3 separate regions of the Homo sapiens genome follow, and all the other regions are linked to region 3. A link is a contact called in ENCODE Hi-C or POLR2A ChIA-PET data. All regions are on one chromosome and are shown on one strand. The core of a region is the stretch at or near the end of the contact, and the rest is flanking DNA. Distances in the headings are between cores, read along the strand shown.

Region 1 (2,700 bases), core at 151-2,650, 800 kb before region 3:
TATGCTTTTCAGTTTCTTGATGTTCAAAAAATGACCCGAAATAGAGAGTTATAAAAAATTGAAACTAGAAAGGTATTAGAGGGTTAAATCATGAAAGGCTTTCCTTGCCCCATTCTAAGGCATTAGACTTTATGCAGGCAGTAGGAAATCCCATTGAAAACTGTTGAGGAGGGAGGTGGCACATCAAATCTGTTTTAGGAAATTGATGGCAGGATGAAAGATAGACTGGAAGGGAGAGGGATTAGAAGCAAACCAACAAAAACAACGATTGATTAGTCATGAGTCTCGGCTGGTAAAGGACATTTTATCAAATATCTCCAGATGTCCACATGGCCTGGAGTGGGGAAGAGTAAGAAAGCAGAGATACCTATGGCAACCTCTCTTCTTATCAGAACCAATGGCCTGCCCTTCACCCTTAAGAGCTTAGTGTATACAGCAGAGAGTCCAAATCCTAATACTGTATTACAATACCTCAGAAGGCTACCCAGTTGTCATAGAAGCTTCAAACAACAGGAAATTTTTAATTTTAAAACAAAGTCCATTTTAATTTAAATTTTTAACTAACATTTTTAAAAGGCGGGGAGTAGGATACAACCCCAAAACAATAAGCTTTAACGGAGTGTCTTCACTACCAAAAGTTTGTGAATCACTGATCTAAATCATGGCACTCCCAGCACCCCTTCCCGGAGCGGGTGCCAGTCCTGGCATGGGTTCCCAGCCCTCTGGGGAGCTACTGGTGTGCTAAAGCTTTGCAGTGCCTGCGGACAGGAAGAGGCTCCAGAGCTCCCAGAGCTCCCATCCTCAGATCCACAAAAAAATGCGAATCTCTCCTAGAGCAATGTAAGTGTCTTGATTCCTCTTCCTGTCGCCTTTCCCCGCTGCCCTTTCTGCTGCACTGTTGCAGCACTGGGCTGATGACGCCAGGGCAGTGAAGGTTCCTTGCCCCCCGCATCTTCCCCTGTGCTGAAGCAGCGCATGGTAACCTGGCTGCCCGTGTTCTGATGCATTCTCCATTCTTTCCCACAGGCACACTCCCACCTGCATTCCAAACTGACTGTTTCATTTACATAATTCCAATAGCTTTCACTGCCAGCTTCCTGTTTTTGTAAACTCATGTAGAATTTTTTAGTTTCATAAGAAACAAGGGCCCCAGCTCACAATCACCCTCTACCAACATAGTTTATCTGCATCAAAGAAGACAGGGAAGCTTCTGTCCATTGGTTTCCCTTCTTATTTTAGAAATAGAAGCTTAAAAAACACCCCAGTGGTTTCCAATCCAGAGAGTTGCATATAAGCTTTTGACTTTACTGGTTACTGGCTTCCTGTTAACTGAAAGAAGTTTCAAGCTGAGTCAGAGAAGAGAACCGGGCCCAGCAGTGATTCATTAGTGTTGCTAATGACACCCCTACCGCCACCACCATCACTGCTGCTTTTGCTGGGGCTGCTGGGGCCTCCATGTTAGCCTAATCCTAAGAGAGCAAGAAACTGAAGCCATTGTCCTGATTTTCTCTTCCAGATGGCATTGCAGTGGCAGCAGTGAGCACAGGCCAAGCAAGACTGGCCTTGAGATGAGGAGGCCAGATGGGCCCTGAATCAGGGTGGTTTCAGGATGCCCAGGAAGGCACTGCTGCTGCAGAATAACTTCCCCCTCTCCCTGCCCTCCCTTTGCACAGTGCCTGAAGATTCTTCCTCCTTCTGAGCTTTTCTGGTCTTCCTGTAAGATACAAATACAGCTTAAAAGGGCTGCTCATACCCTAATATGATTAATGTGATGAGCTCACTTTGGAAAATACTAATCACTTGAGACATGCAGATGGAAGAGATGCTGAATTATAACCCAAAAGACTACCAGGCCAGAAAAGACAGTCAGGAAAGAGATGCAAGTGTCAACTACTTCTCAGTTTTGCCCAGATCCGGGCTTCACTGCAGGGTCATAGTCAGGAGCATCTGACCACCATACAGCCAGCAGTGCAGGAAGTGTTCAGCACTCTTCAGCCATGACTCTAGTTTAGGGATTTCTCTCAGTGCCAAGATCCTCCTGGAGGGCTCCAACAAACAGCAACACATAAAAAAAGTTGCTTTAGAAATGCATCTATAACAACAAAGGGTTCCCAACCCATATTCTTGCAGCTAAGTCTGTCATATGCATTATCTTATCTAATCTTCACAGCAACCTAGGAAACATCACTTCTCCTGATTCTACAGATGAACAGTGAAGATGATGCCACAAGTAAATTTCTGACTTAAAATATCATATTCCATCACAGTATAATTGATTAATTCCTAGACTTTAAAAATCAACATATCATTCACATAACATAAAATCTATCATTTTTTAAAGTAAACATAAAATCTATCATTTGTTAAAGTATACAGTTCAGTGGTTTTTAGTATATTCACTATGTTGTGCAAACATCACCACTAGCTAATTCTAGAACATTTTCATCACCCCAGGAAGAAATCTTGTACCTATTAGCAGTCACTCCCAATTCCTCCCTATGCCTCTCTCCCTGACAACCACTCCTCTACTTTCTGTCTCTATAGATTTGCCTATTTGAACATTTCATATTAATGGAATCATAAAATGTAGTTTTTTTGTGACTGGCTTCTTTCACTGCATGTTTTCAAGAGTCATCCATGTTGTAGCATATAATAGTACTTCATTCCTTTTTATGGCTGCATAATATTCCATTGTATGGA
Region 2 (2,700 bases), core at 189-2,688, 680 kb before region 3:
GACACGCACCACCATGTCCGGCTAATTTTTGTTTATTTTTTATTTTTATTATTTTTTTGAGATGGAGTCTCACTGTGTTGCCCAGGCTGGAGTGCAGTGGTGCGATCTCGGCTCACTGCAACCTCTGCCTCCCAGGTTCAAACAATTCTCCTGCCTCAGCCTCCCAAGTAGCTGGGATTACAGGCACCCGCCATAACGCCTGGCTAATTTTTGTATTTTTAGTAGAGACGGGGTTTCACCATGTTGGTCAGGCTGGTCTGGAATTCCTAACCCTGTGATCCACCCGCCTCGGCCTCCCAAAGTGCTGGGATTACAGGCGTGAGCCACCGTGCCCCATTTTTGTATTTTTAGTAGAGATGAAGTTTCACCATGTTGGCCAGGGTGGTCTTGAACCCCTGCCCTCAAGTGATCTGCCTGCCTTGGCCTCCTAAAGTGCTGGGATTACAGGCATGAGCCACCGCACCCGGCCTGATTGCTCTAATTGTAAAACAGACTCAAGTTTTGTAGAGGGAAACCTCCACAACAAATTTTAATCTTTTTTCAAGAGACAGGGTCTTGCTCTGTTACCCAGGCTAGAGTACAGAGATGTGATCATAGCTCTCTGTAACCTTGAACTCCTGGGCTCAAGCCATCCCTCCACGTCAGCCTCCCAAGTAGCTAGGACTATATAGGTGCCTATATCGGCTAATTTTTTTTTAAGAGATGGGGTCTCACTATTTTGCCTAGGGGTGTCTCGACCTCCTGGCCTCAAGTGATCCTCCCACCTTGTCTTTCCAAAGTGCTGGGATTACAGGCATGAGCCACTGTGCCTGGCCTAGATACTTAATTCTAAGGAATTGCCAGTTTGTGTGACACTGCTCCTCTAGTCGCATGTGTTTTAAGAACCCTTATCTTACAGAGAAACATACTAAAATATGACAGATGTAACAAGGTCTGGGATTTGCTTCAAAATGGAGGGCAGTGGAGGGCAAAGAAGGTGGTAGGTAATGGATAAAAGAAGAATGACTGTAAGTTTATTTTTTTTCTCTGCTGTTTGAATCAGCAAGTATGACCGTAAGTTGATTATTGTACCTGGTAAAATAGAAAATTACCAACTAACACGGGTAAATCCTATTACTCTGTCCCAGAAAGTTGGCAAATTTATATAAAGCTACCCCAGAGGATTCAACCTGCTCCACAGGTCTCTTTCTGATAGATACCAGTGGCAGTCAAATGTGTTACTTTTAATTAAGCAACACGAGAGGTTCAATTCTCACCCAGTTTGCATCCAACCTGTGAAATAAGATCTAGAAAACAGGAATTAAAGTGTATGTTCAACTAACTCACATTCTAACTAGGTGCTAACGTTTAATGGGAACTGATATAGATGAAACCAAGATTGCTCCATAACGGATGTAGCAAACCAAATATACAGCAGAGGAAGCCACAGGCAAACCACTGAGTTCTCTCTCAGCCTGCTGATTCCGACCACCCACCCACTCACTCTTCTCCACCCAGCTTCAGAGGGAAGCAATTAAAAATAAAAGCAGCCTTTACCCAAGAACTTATTAAAGAGCACCTGAGCTCAGAACCAAGTTAGCTCAGTGAACAGTCCCTTCAGCATGTCCAGACCATTATTGTGATTACTGTAGTGAAGAATGATAACCCGAAAGCTTTGAATGACCTTCAGTCATTAGACTGTATTTAACTGAAGCAAAAAAAAGTTACCTTTTCAAAAATTCCTGAAAAATATGGCTTAGATCCAAAAGGCTTCATTTACCAAGAATATTTCAATCTTTGCTATACTACATAGTAAAATAGTATATTTGGTTTAAAGTACATAAACTCAGGTGACAAAGATCCAGATATTGTAGAATTTCAAACTTACCTTCTCTATCTTGCTGCCCTTTTCCATATATTAGAACAAGTTTATTTAGATTTTGGGGACAACTAATTATACCTAGTATATAATATTTCTCACTACTTGACAAAGTATTACCTGTTAGCAAAGCTGATTTCTCCAGTCTCAAGTGAACCAGTTATAGCCATTTCCTAGCCTAGCATGTCAGAATATTTCATAATGTGACTGTCTTGAAAACAAAGATGGTCAACTTTGATTATGTTGCTCCATTGCTGCTTCTCTGACTTAAAGGCCATCAGTTTGACTTCTTGCTGAAAAAGCAATAGAACACCACAATCAGGTTTACTTATTCACTCAACAATCATTTATTGTTTGTGTGCAAGGCACTGTGTTAGGTGCCAAGAGCAGAAGGAAGAAGATACAAATATGAATGGGCATATTCTGCCCTCCAGGAACATACAATCTAAGAGTGATTAATTGCATACAAATAACTGTAATACCAGATAGAATGTGGTAAGTGCCATGGGAGATACTACTATAGGAAGCTTTCTTAGCTCTTAACTTCAAAGACCAGGTCAGGTTTTGTCCTACTGTAGTCTGTGGCAGGCATGAAAAGGCAGCTGAGGGGACCTGCTAGGCTTTGATGAACTGAGCTGCATCTTGGATTTCGCTTCCTCTTCTTTCTCAGCCGAGGTTACGGTGATTAGCAAGGGCAGTTGCTACCACTGAAAGGATAGAAGGAAAAAGGCAAGGGAAAATGATACGTACTAAGATGCACATAGGAGCACTCGATAGTAGTCTATGGACCGGGCCCTGGGTACTGCCATTATAGAGGGAAGGGGAAGAGGAGTGGTAAGGGA
Region 3 (2,700 bases), core at 197-2,696:
GCTGAAGACAGGACAGGGTCATTGGACATCACCTAGATGGTGGAGGATGAGGAGCACAGTTAGATATTGGGGATGATCAGATAGCAAGGTGTTGAGGGGTTCTAGCTAAACTGACTTAGCAGGGTCCTCGTTAAAACTGAATTTTTCAAGGAAGTGCACAGATGGGCCTAGGAAAGGATCAGGAGGCTCACTAAAGTTTGGTCAAGCAAAGAATCTTTGTCAAGGGCCAGAAGAGGCCAGAGGTGAGGCCGAGAGGTGGGGAGGGACTAGCTGCTATAGGACCTTGTAAGGGCAATTGGAGGGGTTGGAAGTGAAGGGTGAAAGAGGTGAGTGTGGTGGTCAGGCTGGTGGGGAAGGAGTAGGGCTCTAGGCAGCTCTGGTGGAGAGGCTCCTGAGCCCCATCACAGGTGTTCCAGGGTCCATGAGAACTTCTTCTGATAGCAGGACTGTAGGCCCATGGTCCTGCTTGCCCACTCTTCAGAAGCAGGCCCTGATGGAGAAGAACTTGGCTTTTTATTTTTTATTTTTAAGAGACAAGACCTTGCTCTGTCACCCAGGCTAGAGTACAGTGGCATGATCATAGCTCACTGCAGCCTCCGTTTCCTGGGCTCAAGTGATCCTCCCACCTCAGCCTCCTCAGTAGTTAGGACTACAGGCATTTACCACCATGCCAAGCTAATTTGTGTGTGTATATGTGTGTGTGTGTGTAGAGATGGGGTCTCGCTATATTGCCCAGGCTAGTCTGGAACTCCTGGCCTCCATAATTATCCTGCCTCAGCCTCCCAAGTGTGAGCTTGGCTTTATGAAGATACAATAATTTGGGGGCTTCTCCTAGTCTATTCCCACTCACGATTTTTATTTTTATTTTCACTTTTTATGTTTTTTGAGAAGGAGTCTCGCTCTGTCACCCAGGCTGGAGTGCAGTGGCATGATCTCAGCTCACTGCAACCTCTGCCTCCTGGATTCAAGCAATTCTCCTGTCTCAGCCTCCCGAGTAGTTGGGACTACAGATGCCTGCCATCACGCCCGGCTAATTTTGTATTTTTAGTAGAGACGGGGTTTCACCATAATGGCGATGCTGGTCTCGAACTCTTGACCTTAGGTGATCCACCCGCCTTGGCTTCCCAAAGTGCTGGGATTACAGGCGTTAGCCACCGCGCCCAACCCCCACTCACAATTAAACACAGCCTGCACATGTATTTCTGCACCAACAGGTTGACAGGCTCTCATTGGAGAGAAAATAACCCGCTCCATCCTTTTGTGCAACTGGAATGATTTGTGTGTCTTGGGAAGTTTTAAAGGTCACCAAGATTTCCTGAACAACAAAAATAAGCCTGTAGTAATAAAGTTATTACACCACAATCATGCTCTTCACTGTGAGCTATAGCGGGTGGTCCTGCCCAGGCAGGTGATGACGGTAAAATGGCGCCTCCTGGGGCCCGTTTGATGTTGTATTGGCTCCACCACGTGGCAAAAAGCAGTATTGTTATTTCAAAGCAAGAAAACCCCTAATTTAGCCATGGAAAAGGAAACCTCTATTTCAAAAGGCCTTTGATGCTTTTCAGCATAAACAAGTAAAACTGGCAAAATGTCTTGTTTTGGATCTCAGGCAGTCATGACTCCAGATCCCAAAGCCCTCTGGAGTCTGATACTGAGTTCCTCATGAACTGACCCATCTATTTATGTATCTATCTGTCTATCTATCATTATTTGTGACCACACATAACGTGCCAGGCATAATGCTGGGTACTGAGGCTTCAACCGTGAACAGGATACTGTACTGTCCTTACAGAGGACATAGACAATGGGCAACAGGCCATTGCAATTCACTGTGGTAAGCGCTATGGAGACAAATTACTGAGGATCCTCACCCAGATTTGGGGAGTCTTGGGTTATTTCACTTAGCATAATATCCTCATAATATCCTCAAGTTTCATCCATGTTGTGGCACGTGACAGGATTTCCTTTCTTCCTTCCTTCCTTTTTTTTTTTTTTTTGAGATGGAGTTTTGCTCTTGTTGCCCAGGCTGGAGTGCAAAGGTGCAATCTGGGCTCACCGCCACCTCCGCCTCCTGGTTTCAAGCAATTCTCCTGCCTCAGCCTCCTGAGTAGTTGGGATTACAGGCATGCACCACCACGCCTGGCTAATTTTGTATGTTTAGTAGAGATGGGGTTTCTCCATGTTGGTCAGGCTGGCCTTGAACTCCCAACCTCACGTGATCCACGTGCCTCGGCCTCCCAAGGTGCTGGGATTACAGGTGTGAGGCACTGTGCCCAACTGATTTCCTTCTTTTTAAGGTGGAATGATATTCTATTGTCTTGGATATACCACATACACTGAGAAAGTCTTTTTACATTTAATTTTTTTTTTTTATTTTTGAGATGGAGTCTCACTCTGTCACTCAGGCTGGAGTGCAGTGGCGCAATCTTGGCTCACTGCAACCTCTGCTTCTTAGGTTCAAGTGATTCTCCTGCCTCAGCCTCCTGCGTAGCTGGGATTACAGGTGCGTGCAAACACGGACGACTCTTCTTTTTTTTTTTTTTGTATTTTTAGTCGAGATGGGGTTTCACCATGTTGGCCAGGGTGGTCTCAAACTCCTGACCTCAAGTGATCCACCTGCCTCGGCCTCCCAAAGTGTTGGGATTACAGGCACAAGCCACCACGCATGGCCAGGAAGTCTTTTTTTTGAGACAGGGTCAC

The links. Hi-C counts contacts between places; a loop is a spot of excess contacts on that map. ChIA-PET counts read pairs that join two places held with the same protein, here RNA polymerase II (POLR2A). Pooled maps may share reads with other maps.
Region 1: a map of mammary epithelial cell shows a loop between it and region 3 (5-fold over the local background). The contact joins two enhancer-like sites. A Hi-C loop is called at or near these places in 2 of 168 maps with a recorded cell type or tissue (K562 and mammary epithelial cell) and 6 of 50 pooled maps. POLR2A ChIA-PET finds 5 or more read pairs at or near these places in 1 of 52 experiments (OCI-LY7).
Region 2: a pooled map shows a loop between it and region 3 (4-fold over the local background). The contact joins two enhancer-like sites. A Hi-C loop is called at or near these places in 2 of 50 pooled maps. POLR2A ChIA-PET finds 5 or more read pairs at or near these places in 2 of 52 experiments (BJ and HEK293).

Annotation. Positions count from the first base shown.
Region 1 is chr1:224,497,016-224,499,715 of GRCh38, reverse strand. It overlaps a transcript of CNIH3 not described here. Among named protein-coding and RNA genes, the nearest start is that of WDR26, 64 kb to the right of the region's middle. RefSeq lists enhancers at 850-1,381, 1,457-1,656, 1,382-1,911. Within about 2 kb of position 1,400, at least 30 of the 41 ENCODE cell types and tissues checked have a DNase peak (open chromatin) inside an H3K27ac peak, as active enhancers do.
Region 2 is chr1:224,378,934-224,381,633 of GRCh38, reverse strand. It overlaps CNIH4 (cornichon family member 4), which reads right to left. Exons shown (of 5, transcript NM_014184.4): 5 at 2,182-2,700. Among named protein-coding and RNA genes, the nearest start is that of MIR4742, 18 kb to the left of the region's middle. Within about 2 kb of position 1,438, at least 5 of the 41 ENCODE cell types and tissues checked have a DNase peak (open chromatin) inside an H3K27ac peak, as active enhancers do.
Region 3 is chr1:223,697,142-223,699,841 of GRCh38, reverse strand. The region is part of intron 1 of LOC105373281 (a long non-coding RNA gene); the gene reads left to right. Among named protein-coding and RNA genes, the nearest start is that of CAPN2, 14 kb to the left of the region's middle. Within about 2 kb of position 1,446, at least 2 of the 41 ENCODE cell types and tissues checked have a DNase peak (open chromatin) inside an H3K27ac peak, as active enhancers do.